Regions from separate parts of the Mus musculus genome. Here region 2 is linked to region 1. Evidence: chromatin loops called from intact Hi-C (ENCODE). Cell type or tissue: left cerebral cortex. All regions are shown on one strand.

What was found. Peaks named below come from ENCODE experiments on the same cell type or tissue, not always from the same donor. Only the 100,000 strongest peaks of a DNase experiment are listed, where the experiment ranks them.
Region 2: it touches region 1 in a loop (4-fold over the local background); 3 of 42 quality-filtered maps call a loop at or near these places.

Annotation. Positions count from the first base shown.
Region 1 is chr10:52,418,633-52,426,632 of GRCm38, forward strand. The region is part of intron 1 of Nus1 (NUS1 dehydrodolichyl diphosphate synthase subunit); the gene reads left to right. Among named protein-coding and RNA genes, the nearest start is that of Nus1, 5.1 kb to the left of the region's middle. In left cerebral cortex, a CTCF peak has its summit at 4,662 (motif pointing right); DNase peaks (open chromatin) are centred at 11, 421 and 4,657; H3K4me3 peaks cover 1,221 bases; H3K27ac peaks cover 112 bases.
Region 2 is chr10:53,325,587-53,333,586 of GRCm38, forward strand. The region is part of intron 3 of Cep85l (centrosomal protein 85-like); the gene reads right to left. Among named protein-coding and RNA genes, the nearest start is that of Pln, 8.1 kb to the right of the region's middle. In left cerebral cortex, no CTCF peak of the experiment used is centred here; a DNase peak (open chromatin) is centred at 3,948.

The DNA.
Region 1 (8,000 bases):
ATGAGCTCTCTTGGAGTTAGGTGGCATTTGAATGGGGTTTCTGAAAAGTGTGTGAGAGTTTTGATAGGCCTGGAAAAAGGCCTGAAATCACGTGTTGCCATTTCACCTTAGAGGCCAGTACAGTACTAGATACACTTGTGTTCCTTCAAGTAATCAAGGCAGTGGATTTCACCACGGGTTTGTTAAGGACAGAACTCAACACTTACTGCATGACAAGCCTAAAGCGTTAGTTATAATGGCAAATATATTTCTTGGAATTTTGCCTTCGTCTCAGGCTGGAGGGGAGAAAGGGACACACTCACAGAGGTGATGGATGACATTTGGGGAGTGTTTCTACTAGAAAGGAGATTCTGAAAGGAGGAACTTGAGAGTTGGGGTAGAGGAGATGAAATGTTAGTAGGGGATTGAAGACCAGGAGCGAGATAAAGAGGAGGCTCTAAATGTCAGCCTTGCATTTCCGTCAAGTCTAAGTGCCTTGGTGTTTCCTTAAAGCTAGAGATGGGCTGAGTAGGGTGAGTCAGGAGGATTGGTATGCAGGAAAGAAAAATGACGGCTTTCTTCTCCGGTAAACTGCCTGCATGCTCCGGAGAAGCAATTTTGAGTTTTGCCTTTAAATCTTTGTCAGCTATGTATTTGAGTTTGGGGTTTGGTTGGGGTAATAGTAACCTCTGACTACTTTATTCTCTTTTACAGCTAGCAAGGAGGATGACTCCCCAGGAGTCTGTCATCTGAAGTGATAATTTGCCCTATAGGGTAAAGTGCAATATATTCAGAGACTGACAATACAGAGTTTCCCGAAGGACTCATGAAACCAGTAGAAGTCTAGGAGGCGACATGGCCCTTGCCTGACCCAGTGCAGTCAGTAGTGTGGGATATAATAAGACAATAAAAAAGGAAATCAAAGGCATTAAGTAACGTGGATTGACGTACATCCAGTAGGAAGGAAAGCTAGAGCTGAGTTGTTTGACAAGACTGCTTCCAAGCAGGAGTTCACAATACATCCACACTTCCTTGTTCCTGCAGTTCCTGTTACTCAATTTCTGGTGTGATTCAAGTCCTGTGTCATATGCTCTTTGAGGGAAAATTATTAGCAAGGAAAAGAAGCCAACTTAAGCCAAGTTTTGACCTAGAACTAAATGGGGATTTAAGGGGCATTTTTTTTTTTTAACTGAATAGACTTCAAGGATTCTGTGTGCTTCTGTAGAAGCACTTTGTTTTAAAGGCCATAATTTCATAGTTTGAATAAGAGATCTTTACATATCCTGGCTTTTGACTGGTTCTTTCTTTCAGCAAGCCCAAGTTGGGTGTATATGAAATAGCATAGCTTTCTAAGCATGAGAAAGCATGCAGGAGTCAATGAGAACAGAACATAACGAATACATCTAATATAAGTGTGCTGGACAATTTATAGTTTTAGACACACAATGGGGAAAAGATAGGGGAGGGGAGAGGAGGTGATAGCCGGAAGGGAAAGCTCAGGTTTGAAAGTACAGAGAGACCTTGGAATAGGTAAAGGTGTTTAAACGTTCTTCTGTTTCCTCTAGTATGCCTCTATTTAAGATTGTTTTGCTATAGATATTTAGAAAAGTTTTTGTGTATTGACATGTACATAAACGAGAAAACTTTCAAGGAGGGATAGCTACTATATATCAATGCAGACCCATATGTAAGTCGTGACAAATGAGTACGAAAGACCAGGGAGAGAAACGGGGAAATCCCCTTGAAGTGCTGTTGTCCCCCGGTGGCTCTAGGAAGAAGGGAAAGTGACCTTTGCATTGGAACTCCCAAAGGTACATAGGATTAGGAGCTCAAACACTCCCTTGTCCCTCCCTATATGTGAATTGGAAATGCCACCTCTTTGGTGGCTTTCCCATTAGATTTTCCTTAACGTGTTGAATTGGTCATTGGGAACAGTGAGTATAACAGGTAGGCTTCTGTAGCAGAATGTTGGAAAACAATGTAAGATGAATGCCCAGGCAGCTGTTTTGCTCATATGTTGTAGAAATCTATCCCAAAGTTCAGTGTTTTAAAATAATTACGTGTTGACTCAGTACAATTGGGCAATTTTCCTTGCAGTCACTTACATACATAGATTGCAGTCAGTCAATTGGCAGAGACATAAAGGTTGCCATGTGTCATCCATTTTATGCCTGATTCATAGTGGCTGGAGTGGAAGAGATGGTCACCTGTCTTCATAAGGCTACTATAGGCTTTTTTATATAATAGAGACTTCAAAATGATCCACTTGCCTTCAGATCAAAAGTTCTGAGAATCAGACCAAATCTGCAAGGCCTTAGGACCTAGTTTAAGCAAGCAGTCACACTGTCTGTCTGGAATGAAGGCAGTAGATTTTACTTCTCAGGGGGAAAATGGCTTATGCCTCAAGGTAGAGCTGAAGGGTGTTGATAGCAGCCACTGTGGAGACAAGCCTATGATTTAATTTCCCCCTAGCCTACATCTCATCAACCTCACATCTGTATTTAAATACCATTCATTCTGATTATGATGGGCTATAGGTTGCTTTTAATTCTTAGACTAAAATACCCATTGACATTTACTTTCATTTGTCTCTTCCTGTGAACCAATGACCAAGTTTGTTTGCTTTTGTCTTGGTAGGCTGGCCTCCAACTTAAGGTTCTCCTGCCTCAGCTTCTCTGCTGCTGGGATTACAGGCATGGGTCTGGTTTTTAGTTGTTTGTTTATTTATTTATTCTGAAGTGAGTTCTTCACCTGGAGTGTCTTATGTTTTGGTGGTCACTCTGGGGATTGAACTCTGGGCCTTTGGCACTGTAGCCCTGAGCGATTCAGTTAAGCCTATGTACTTCTTCATTATACTTGCCAACCGTTTTGATTATGCTAACTTCTGCTGTATTTATTCATTGAAAGTTAAAGTTTTCTTAGAAGATTGGTCAGGAAATTTTGAGCTCACGGTTCTTATAAGGAGAATTGACTATTTTATCTGTGTGTTTATGATTTAGAAAATGATTATGATAGGAATTGTGTTTAAAAAAAAGTGTTTCTTAAATGTATTTGATGATACAGCCTTGGGGCTCTTCTGCTTTTTTGTGTTCACTTGAAGTACACAGTGCTCCAAATAGTCGGGTTGGGTACCCCTTATTGCCCAGTTGGGTTGGTACTACGATTACAGTAGGTCTGTTTAGGGGAGTTTGAGAAAGAGTCCTTGAACGTTCATGGCACCACTGACTCATCACACTTACTGATCAGCTGAATTAAGGTATTCCAACCCAGGCTTTGCTATTTTTATCAAGCTACTTATGTGGTGCTTCTGCACTCTGGAGTTTGACCTGAACGTAGAACAAAAGGTACTGTGCCACTTGCCTTATGTAAGAATAATCATGAGTTGGAGATGGAGATGCAGTTTAGTGGATATGGTACCGAGACCCAGCATACGCATGTGCTCACACACATGCACAGGCACATGCACACACCTCATTTCAGCTTTTACATTCTTATTCACATATGAGGACAATTTGGGGGTAGCGTTACTTATTATAAATAGAAACGAGTCAGCAAGGTATTATTTTCTGTATTATGAGAGTTGTCCTTTCTGCCTTTATCTCTTTATTTGTAAATCTGTGCTGTGCAATAGATTTTGGGTAGTTATTTCTCACTAGCCCTAAAGAGACTGCCCAGTGCCACCTCAGCCTTCACAACCGATTTCTCCCCCAGCTCTGTATCTCTACATTTAGGCTATTTGTTTCCACCTCTTTCTGGAGTATTCACCTTCTGTTTTGGAAATGACTATCTCTGATCCTTGTGAGTACCTTCATCTCATGCTAGTGTCTCCTGCCCTTTGTGAGGCATCTTACCTTTGTCTTACTGTGTTTCTGGATCTCCTGAGAACCTTGGGCACCTCTAAAGATACGTGTGTTTTCTTCCTGTGTCTGCACTTGATGTGCATCCATCAGAAGCTCCGCAGATGTCCTCGCTGCTTCTCCTTTGGGCTTCTTCCAGGGTGTGCCTGGGGTTAAATGCCTGCTGTGGTTGGGCTGGACACATTCTTTGACAAGCAAAAGGAACTGAGTTGCAGCTCTTGTTTCCCAAGAGTGAACCTTAGAGTCCTCCAGGAAAGTAAATTAGTCTATTCTAGTTTGACCTGTGACATAGACACTAGCAGGAGATATAACTCTTAGTGTGATTATTCTCCTTGTGTTGAATTAGAGAGATGTTGGAGTTATTGAAAGCCCAAATACATCCAGGATTGTATTTGGTATACTGAACAGTGTACCTGGAGTGTTTCTATGTAGAAATTAGTGGAAGGGAACCTCTGTTCCCAAACCTCACCTTTGTATAGCTCACTCCTTCCTAGAACTTCAAATTTTATTTTACCATCTCCTTTTTCTGGCAAAGGATTCTTTACCAAAATCTTATCATGGTCTTAGACTGTGTAGCCAAGCCTGGCTCCTTGGTGGGCTCTTCAGGTTATTTCATCCCTGTCCTGCTTCATCTCTGAAAGGTTCTCTCCTGCTTTGCTCTTGTGATGTAAGGAATAATTCTGTTCTTAGTACTCTTCTGTCCAACTAGTACTAGATCTATGCATTAAGCCTTTTAAACAAAGATTTATTTCTAATTTGTGTGTGTGCTCCTTAAGTGCTGGTATTCTCAGAGGCTGGAAGTGGAGGCCACAAGAGGAGGCCAGAAGAGGGCAGTAGATACCCCGAAGGCAGCTAGCTGTATTGGTTATGGGAAGTGAACTTGAATCCCCTGCTAGAGCTGTCCATGATTTTAACCACTGAGCTTTCTCTTTAGCCCCGTATATTAAATTTTAATAGAAACCATTATTTTTTGTTAAATTCTTTAAAAAAAAGCCACTTAGTTCTTTGGTTCTGGTTCTGAGGTGTGTGTATCCCAGCACACTCATGGAGGTCAGAGAACAACTTGTAGGAATTGGCCCTCTTCCACCATGTGTGGCTCAGGACTCCAGGCTCAAAGACAAGAAGAGCCCATCTTGCCATCCTCTTTGCTCGTTCTCTCTGTGTGCTATGTGCTATGCAAAAAATGTAGTAAATCTAAAAGATTTCCAGCTCAAGAAAGAATCAGAAAGCCAAGAGACAAGCCTAAGGAAACAGGTTTAGAATTTGAACCGTTTTTTTTTTTTTTTTTTTTTTTAAAGCTTTTGTTCTTACAGCTTATGTTGATTTTCCTCATTTAGAGAACAGACAATAGTCCCTTTATGGACTGACATGTTGCATCATCTTCAGGCCATGGTATCATGGTACTGACTTCCAGGTGATAGAAACTTTTCAAAAAGGGCATTTTAAGGCAGATTATGTTCCTTCTCTTATCTCATTGATGTAAACATTGCCCCAGCTCTAGGATACCTGTTTACTCACCACAGTTCAACCTTATAGAGTTTTTGCTGATCCGTGTGTCAGAGAAGCAGAGTTGGGAAGACAGTCTTGTTTCAGATCATGCAGCTTTAGCTGGCGGTGCTGCTGGGGGGTGCAGTGAGGGGTGGGGAGGGGAGGGCTGTGCCTGCCTCATTTGTGAAGCTCTGTGCTTGTTTCTGGTTGTTGATGAAACAGACAGACACCTAAACTAAAATGAGCTGGAGCTGAGAAAGCCTGAGTGCCTTCTTCATTTACATACTTCTGTGTTTGAGCTACTTAAAGCCATCACACAAAGCCACCAGCACACACTTGTTTCTTTGCTGTAGTATGTTAACATTCTAGCATAATTGTTGATCTGTGAGATAAAATGAGGCTCTCCATTAAAATTAAATAAAATAGTTCAGTGGCTTAGAAGGATTTATGGTTACGATTGTGGTAGTCATGTAAAATTTTAATATAGTTTTCATTTAAAATAACTGTAGTATTAAGTATATGTTTTCTTCTCCAGAGATTCCCCTCCAGTAGTGTAATGGTTGTGTGTAACAGAGGTTAAGTGAAGGTAACCAACAGGTAATTTACTTAGGTCTCGAGGCATTGTATATAAGGAAATACTGCTTTAATTGTATAGTTTAGAGGAGCTTAATAACTAGGAAACTGTTTCAGTTTATTTTTCTTTTCTTTGTCCTATAAATCCTTCTTGCTAGCTGTTTCTTAAAAGGTCTGCTTCTATAAAAGGAACACTTGTAAAAATTGTAATATCAAAAGGTATGTTAAATGTGTATTTTAAAAGTCATTTTATTAGATTGATTATACATTTCACATGAATTTTGAAGAACCTTTAAGAAGTACAGGCAAGATTTGTTGAAAGAAACTTGTTGTTTCTTGGTTTTCTTAATTTGGAAAGGTCATGTTGTGTCTTACTGCCTGGCTAGTATGCCCTTGCTTGGCCATGAGGGAGGGCTGAATGGTGAGACCTCTATTCCATCCCAGAATGTGATTTACCTTCCAGAGCAGATACTTCTTCCTCTCTGTGCAGCCCTGGCTGTCTGAGAGCTAACTTTGTAGACCAGGCTTGCCTCAAACAGAGGTCTGCCTGCCTCTGCCTCCTGAGTTAGTACTGAGTTTAATCCTGGGATTAAGAGCATGCACCACCGCTTTCCCCAACATTGTTTTAGTGTTGCTGCCGCCAGGCCAGAGCAGACTCCAGTAAGGAATCTGAGATGAGTTTGTAATTTTATGTAGACTGGCAGACTTAGTTCTGTATGTATGTATTCTGGTTTCTGTAACACCATGTTTGCTTGGATGTCTTGATTCACATCTATACCCATTAAGTCTCATGCCTGGCTTCTCTTTTGTTTCTCTTCTAAACGTGAGATGTATGTGAGTCCTTGTCTTTCTGCTCAACTTGGCCATGAACAGCTTGCTGAGTGGGTATGGGCAGTTTAGTACTGTCTCAGGTGTCTCTCCTGTGATTTTAAGTATAACTGTGTGTTGACATGCCGTTGGTACCTCTAGCCCCATTGTCTCATAACTTGTATCTATAATATTACATGTCTAAAACAGTACTCTTGAAAATCCCCTCAACTCTGCCCTTTCTTATTTTCCTCCATACTGGAAAGTAGGAGTTACTTTCATTAAGTTGTTCATGTTGAAAACTCAGCTGAGTATCTTGTTACCCTCTGTGGAAGTTGTCGCTTGTCATCGGCCCATTGTAGCCTTATGTATGTATGTACTTATGTCTGAAGTGTCCCCCTTGTATTGGCGTCATCTGTCCCACTCAGATTTCAGCAACATTATCTTTCACTTGTGTTACTACACTAGCCCCCTGAACTCTATTATCCATTCTTCACCTATTAGCAAAGTAATTTTCTGGGACGGCATGGATTGGGAATTAAATCCAGGACCTGTGAATACTCTACCAAGCCAACTCTTGAGTTAAACCCTCCAGTAGATTCCTGTTGTACTTGGAATACTATATTCACTACCAGGACTAATGTCTCCGGTCTCACGAAATGTCCCAGTTCCAGTTTTATCTCTGTTGTTGTAATAAAGAACTGTGACCAAAAGGGTAGGAAAAGGTTTATTTTGGGTTGTACTTACAACAATTTGCAGTCCATCATTGGGGGAAGTTAGAGCAGAAACTCAAACTGAAACCAAGAACAGTGCTTACTGGTTCTATCACAGGTTCATGCATAGCTACTTTCTTAGGGCCCAGGACCACTGCTTAGGGAATGATGCCACCCACTGTGTCCTGGGCCTTCCTCTGTCTGTTACCAGTCAACAGAGTCTCCACAGATGTGTCCACAGGTCACTCCGATCTGGGTGATCCCTCAGTTGAGACTTTGCAGGTAACTCTTGGATGTGTCAAAGTGATAATTAAGTCAACTGGGACTCTTCATTCCACTTTCTTGTAAATGCTCACAGAACTACTCTCCTTTCCTTTAAAAAGATGGACTTTGAATGCTGAGAGAATACACAGCAGAGCTATCTCTGTAATAGCCCGCAGCTGAGGAAGTTCTGGTTTCTTGGTTGGCTAATGGGTAGTGCCTGGGATTTAAACCCAGGGCCTTAAAGCATGCTAGGCAAGGGCTCTACCACTGAACTACATTATTCAGTTCCAGAAACACCAGCTTTTCTATATTGAGACTT
Region 2 (8,000 bases), 910 kb after region 1:
GATATACTGGGGTACACAACCACAGCTGGCTCCAGAGCTGTTATTTCTTCAATTTATTTTTCCTAACTCTTTGATACTCTCCTGTCATCCTGATACACTTTACTGAAATAAAAATGCAAATGTGTTGAATAACACAAAGAGTAAAGGAAACAATAAGGAGAATATGAACATATACACACTTAGCTTTAAAATGTATGCATGAAAATAAAACCTTAGAAGTTTTTATCCCTATCATAACACTACACAAATTACCTCCAACTTTGTTTTAGAGGAAGAAACCTTGCTTCCTGTCAAAACTCAACCTCACCTCTATCTGTGCTAATTTATTATGTATGATTTAAATGCTAACAGAGGAAAGATTGCTACATATGAACATGGCGCCACTGGAGTCATAAAACAGATTGCATGGTAAACCCTTGAGCAGTAAGGGCTGAGGGGGTGGTTTACTGAGTAAGGCACCTGCCATGCATCATGAGGGTCTGAATTCAGACCTTTAGCATCCACATAACAGGCCAGGCACAGTGCTGGAAAAATGACTAATTAGTTAGAAATACTTGTTGTTCTTCCAGGGACCTCAAGCTCAGATCACAGCACTCACATCTGGCTCACAGACATCTGTAACTCCAACTCCATGTGGATCGAACACCTTCTGGTGGTCTCGTTTCCTCAGGCCCTGTATTCCTATACTCATGTGCACATATCCACACACAGACACATCCACAAAACTGAAAAGAAAATACATCTGTTTTTTTTTTAATGACAGGCATGGTGGTACATGCCTATAATCTAGGAGCAGGGAGATGGAGACAGAAGGCTCCCTAGAGAGTTTGCTGGACAGCCAGTTTATATGGATCTGTGAACTCCAGATTCAGTGAAAACACTGTCTAAAAAAGTAAGGTAGAAAGTGATTGAGAAAGGCACCCCATGCTAGCCCTGACCTCTACATGTACAGCCACACAGATATACCTACACACACACATGCATGCACACACAGATGCACCTGCACACATGTGCAGCCACATATGTACCTGCAGACATATGTACCTGCCCACACATATGTACCCACACACACATATATATGCACACACATACTGAAAAATGAAAAGGCACTTTTCTTAAAAGATTAAATAAACAAAATTTTACACCTTCAAATAAAGTTAATCATGAATTTTCCCAAAACTTTTATTGCTCTTTTAAGATTTATTAAAAGGAATTCAACTAATTAATTTACTTTCATTATTAGGTAACTACTACTAAATCAAATTGGACAAAAGTCACTGATAGCATAGTAATAAATCATAATATAGTTAAACTACAAAATGGAAATAGATACAAAATGTGATACCACACACCTGTAAACCCAGCACATAAGAGACAAAGGCAGGAGGGTCAGGAGCAGTCTGGATCCTCTACAACACAGCAAGTTTGAGGCTAGCCTGTAATACAAGACATTCCCACCCTACCCATCACTCAAAAGGCAGGAGTACAGAAGTTAGCAAAATAAAGTATTTAATATAATATGAGTCTATTTTTCATGCTGTTTAACATGAGTAACAATGTACCAGGCAATACACACAGCTTCTATTAAATCTGAACTATAACAGAAATAGCAATAGGTTTTCTATTAAAACTCAGATTACCAAAATCTTTTCATCACGTTTTCACCATATTTTACTATTTAAGAGACAAAAGAAAGCTCTTTAAGCTTTTACCTTACTCTCTGCACCCCCCCTCGAGAAGGAGAAGGAGAGAAGGAGAGAAGGAGAGGAGAGGAGGAGGAGGAGGACGACGACAACAATGACGACTTAAATAACAAGAGTGTTCTGAAACAAAAACAATGCCTATATTAAACTATATCAAAAATATATTAAACAGAACTATTAATAGAGGTTATACTAAAAGAGGAGGTCTTTTATGCTGTGTGAAATGATTATCTAGCTTCGTTACTGTCCACATATTGGTTGCTTTCTATTATTTCAATTAGAGATATTTAATGTTTCTTCTATATATTGAAAGTGCCATTTAAAAATTATCCCAAGCCAGACTTGGTGGTCTATACCTGGAATCCCACCAACAAAGAGGCTGACAGAGGAGGAGGAGTCTGAAATGAGCCTGGCCTATATACTGAGACCATACTGCAGTCTGATATTTACATTTTTCTCAAACATAGAAATATCTCTAAAGTTACTAGACTAACTTTTGAATATTAAGCTGGATTTTAAATGTAAGTCAAAGTCATTTAAAGACTGATTATCAACATATAAACTAACATTTAGTTATAGAAAGTTTACAAAGCCAAGAGATTACACTGATCTGTTTATTTATATTCAGTTTATGGTTTCTGAGGGAAAAAGTTCTTAATATTTTGCAATTGACTAATTCAATTGATTACAATACATTTAATGTTTGCAAATGTTTCCATACTAAAAATTCATTGAAATTTATAATATATATGTTTGGCAAATAATCACATAAAATATCTAAACATACCAAGAAAAAAAAACCTCTTCATATTAAGAAAAATTCAATAAACAAATAATTTAAAGTTTTTTATTGTTTTTAAGGAATATAAAGGCAAAGATATCTGACTCTATTTTATATGTAGTACAGTGCCTTGAACTAGTTACCAGGATGTTGATCACAAAAATATATTACAAACCAATATTTGTGAAATTTGCATATTTATTTTAAAATCAACTTTTTTTCCAAAAACAATTTTTATTACGTATTTTCTTCATTTACATTTCAAACACTATCCCAAAAGTCCCCCATACCCTCCCCTCCCCCCGCCCTGCTCCCCAACCCACCCACTCCTGCTTCCTGGCCGTGGCGTTCCCCTATACTGGGTCATATAATCTTTGCAAGACCAAGGACCTCTCCTCCCAATGATGGCCGACTAGGTCATCTTCTGCTACATATGCAGCTAGAGACGCGAGCTCTGGGGGTACTAGCTAGTTCATATTGTTGTTCCTCCTATAGGTAAAATCAACTTTTAAATATAATTATATTTTCAAGCTATTTAGTGTAATCAGAACACCTGATCTTATTTATCAAAACACTAGAGTACAGGAAGATTTACTCCCCAAGCCCCATAAATGTAAGGAGTTGAGCAAGAAGAAAGATAAGAATGGCAATTGGCAATAATGTTAAGAGGCACCGAGTGACACACAGCCGCAGCACAAAGCAGCATGTTAGCATGACACCTGCGCGACACCGGTTCAGACTGCACTCCTCCACCAGACCCCACTGGAGAGGCCAAGCTGGGATAAGAGGAAGCAAACCACATGAAACCGATAGCGCAAAATAAAGAAAAGCAAACAGTCTTCGGGCATTCAAAATTGCTTCAAAATTCTGTGGACTGGGATGCCGAAGTCACAGCTGAGGGACTTTTAGCATATCCTTAGAAAGGTTGAGTTCATTGTGCTAACCCTGTACTCACTCTATGTAGATGACATTCTCACTGATCTTGTTAAAGAAAATCCTGCTGCTGCTTTTAGTCACCATTCACTAGAAACCTTAGAGCATCACGTACAAATATGTGTTCACAAAGCCTTCCTTAGCAAGGTTATGAACCTTTTGAATAGAAGCATATGAATTACTAGATTGGTTTTTTTTTCTTTTGCATCTTCTTTGTTTGGAACTATTGGATATCTGCTATACTATTTGCCATCAACAAGGAAGCTCTTAAAAGATAAATTGTAGGAAGAGTAAGCATGAAGGTCCGGGATCTTTAGCTATCTGTTTCCTTTCTCCTTAGTAGTCCCAAGAACCTTAGATTTTAAATGTATTCCATCTCTAATCTGTTCTCATTTGACATATGTGTAATGTCAAAATAAAGCTGTCAATACATTGAGTTCAGTTATCTTAATTGGCTTGAATACTGTGGGTGATTCATGCATCAGGCAGCAATCCCTCTGCAAAAATAGAAATGTCCCCGTGCTGAGTAGAGGTGGGGTTTATAGGCAGAAAGGGGCTGAAGGAAATGGCAAAGGTTCAGAAAAGCAAATTGATCCTTTTAGTTAACCCACAGGACTGAACATGGGGAAGGCTTCCCTTCGTTTGATTTCTGTCCCCGTTTGTAAGTTTCTCAGTTGACCATGAGGTTTCCAGTGGAGTGATTCTGTTGGCACTGTCCTCGCCTGCAGTTTTATGAACCATGAGTGACAATATTTCTTTCCTTATACAATACCTAAGTCTGAACTTTCTCATTCTCCTGGTACAGTTAACCTCCACATATTAATTACTTCACTGACATATTATATTAGTGAACATGTTCCTCAAAAATACATAGCGAACATAGTGTTTCTACCACTTAGGATTCATTTAATAAATTTTACAAATTAGGTACTGGAAACCTAACTATCTGTGTAGTGCTAGTGAAAGTATGGTTACTGAAAGAGAATCTACAACCAACTTACTAAACCAGGATGATCCAAAACAACAATCTGTAAACATCTGTCCTTATACCCAAAGATAAGTATATTCTTCACCTCTCAGCAGTGAATGTCACTGCAAAGAGGGGGAGACCTCTACAGAAAGCTACCAAATGCAGACATGGCACCTACATACAATAAATAATAAGTACATCTACAAAACATCCCCATGCCCAAGGGTTAATGAATATTCCAGAAGAAAGGGCCGAAAGACTATAAAGCCAGAGAAGATCACAGAATTTGCCATGAGATTGTCTCTCTAGCCAGGCAGTGGTGACACAAACCTTTAATCACAACACTAGGAAGAAGAGGCTGGCAGACCTCATGAGTTCAAGGAGAGCCTGGTCTACAGAGCAAGTTCCAGAACAAGCAGGGCTACACAAAGAAACCCTGTCTTGAAAAACAACAACAAACTGGACAGGGAGAAGCCCATGAGGCCTCAACCCTAAGTAAAGAATGACAGGCAACTGAGGAAAGCTGACAGTAGGAGAGGTGGCCCTCCCCAGGAAGAACACACCAAAAAGCAGTGCAGTGCCAAACTGCCAGGCCTGGAAACACACCCAAGTAACATCACATGATCCCAGTAGGTTTTATTTAGGAATTTATATTTTTATATATACATATACATGTGCATGCAGTAACAATTGAAAACAAATAGGCCACAATTTGAAGGAGAACAGGAAGGAGTAAATTGGAGGGTTTGAGGAGAAAAATACTGTAAGTAAAATAAGACTAAAAAAATTAACAAAATATATTTACAAATTGGTGCACAACTACACAAACCCTCTTCACAAACTGTCTATCCAGTCTTAATGTCAATACACTCTTTATGTAATATTTAATAAGAAAATAGATAATCTGCCTAGAATTGATGGATAGTTGAGAAAAATTAAATGTCTGGGCCTTTAAGTATCTAGCAAATTGACTAGAGGTGAACAGACAGCTCTCACCAAACCTTAAGGCTACACTCTAATGAGTTGCTTGCACTAAAGAACTCCTATCCTGTCTTCTCTATTATCAGAAAGACTTCCTGTTCACCCAAGGCTCAGATCATACTTAAAATATTGCTTAAATGTTTTCTCAGTCTTTTCTTCTCTAATCTTCTCCGTCTTCAATATTTAGCCAGTAATTCCCAAGCGTTTAATAAAAAAGAATCCTCAGGAGTTAGATAATGACACCCCCAGGAGGTATCTAGCCTACAAAAAAAAACCCACAACTTTGAGATACTTGTTAAATATTTAAATTGCTTAAATTTAATCACAACTTGTTACCCTAATTTCTTGTCAAAAATGTTTCTAGAAAAACTGATTTTCCTTTTCCTCCACAATTGTACTATTGTTTTATACACACACACACACTCCATACTCAATGGTAAGAACTATATAAATGATAATGTTCTTTACAAGAAGATAAGTTTTTTAAAAAATACTTTTAGGAAGCATACAGACATGTCTCAAAAGTATGCTCAGTGGCCAGCAAGATAATTCAGAGAGTAAAGATGCTTGCCACCAAGGCTGATGAGCTGAGTTCAATTCTCAGAAGCCATATGATCTCCACAAAGAGTGTGCTATTTGTGTGTATAAACACACACAATAAATGTTTGTAAAGTATACCTAAGGGTGAACACAAAGAAATAAATTCAATAAAACCAAAGTAAGTGTTTTTCTGAGTAAGGAGTTAGTGAAACGCAGCAAGACCCAGTGCTACATAAAGGTTCCTGTTAACATTAGTGCTGGGGTTTTGGGGAAAAAAACTGGGGTTTTGGGGAAAGGGCCTATCAGCTTATCTGTAACCTTTTACAACAGTTTCTATTAGTAGGCCAGGCTGGCCTCCAACTCAAGATCCTCTTCCTTCAGTCTTCTAAGTGCTGGACTTACAGACAGGTAGATACCATGCTTTTGTTCAAGTAAAGTGTATATTGAAATAAAACCTAAATTTAAACACTGTATAAAATAAAACTATACATGTGTGAAAGAGCCAACATTAAGAGTAATGCACCAAGAAATATTGCAAATCCACTGAAGAAAGAAAATAAAACTACTAATATTTTTAATTTGGTCTTTCTTGCCTTTTAAAATAATAATAACATGTTTTTTATTATTCTACTATCCTATGTGTCTTAATCATTTATATTCTTTTCCGCTAAATGAGCATTAAAAGATGGTTTTCCTAGCTGAAGGGGTCTGCAACCCTATAGGTGGAACAACAATATGAACTAACCAGTATCCCCCAGAGCTCTTGACTCTAGCTGCATATGTAGCAGAAGATGGCCAAGTCATCCATCACTGGGAAGAGAGGCCCCTTGGTATTGCAAACTTTATATGCCCCAGTACAGGTGAACATCAGGGCCAAGAAGTGGGAGTGGGTGGGTAGGGGAGCAGGGCGGGGAGAGGGTATAGGGAACTTTCGGGATAGCATTTGAAATGTAAATAAAGAAAATATCTAATAAAAAAATTGAAAACAAAAAAAGAGGGTTTTCCTAATATTTCTACAAAGTAACTCAAAATCATTTGATAATCTTCCCCAATGTGTTTAATTCTTCATTCAATAAGAATTTAAAAATCACTGCAGGCCAGTTATACACCAGATAATTGTACTATGAAGAATAAACAACAGCTGCATACGCCTGAGATCCCAGAACTAGGGAGGCTGGGGAAGAGAACTGTTTGAGGCTAGCCTGGATACATAAAAGGAACTTACTCCCTAAAACAAGTAAAGGAAAAAGAATAAGTGGCAAATAAAGTGAGTTCATAAACTGGCTCTCAAAGAGCTTGCAGTTTGCCCAGCAGATAAAGTAACAGACAACAGCATGGGTAAATGTAAAATGGTTTAGTAAAGGCTAGGGAAAGCTTCCCAGACAGATAATCAACGAAGCACTCTGGTTCTAATGGGACATTCTACAAGAAGTACCCTGGCTTAAAATAGAACAGTAACCTGTCCACAGGGTCACAAAGAGCTACACAGAGTCAGAGCACAAGGCACAGAGGAATGTGATAAGAGGCAGGACAAAGCAGATAAGGTCAAAAAGAACAAGCTAAAATGTTTAATGTCACCTGCTGAAAAACCAAAGGGGATGTCTCGGCCACAGAAGCCCCCATCACAAGAATTATATAGTTTTGTGACCCACAGATCCTTTTCATAAAGTGCTGAATCATAATGCTTTGTTCTCAGAAAGTTTTTACATGCATAAAACAAAATACACAGAATTCTAAATAATTCTAGATAGTCCACACTTCAGTAGTAGTATATAGTTAGTGTAGAATGGATTTCTTTTGATAGGGTTTGGGGCACACTGCCCCAAAACACAGCATCTTGGCATGTAGCTCCATCAGGAAAGCCACTTTGACCTTCCACTTGCTTCAACCCTAAAGCAAAACAAGCAACCTAGGAAGTCACCCTGATACTTCGCCACCCTTATCCCACTCAAACAGACCTCGCTGTTGGTGTTCTCCCTATGCCCAATATTATACTCTCACAGATGCCTAGAAATATTGTACTTATCACTACTTTAAAATGACCATAAATAGATCTGCCTATAGAAATTACAAAATGTGCCTGGCATGGCAG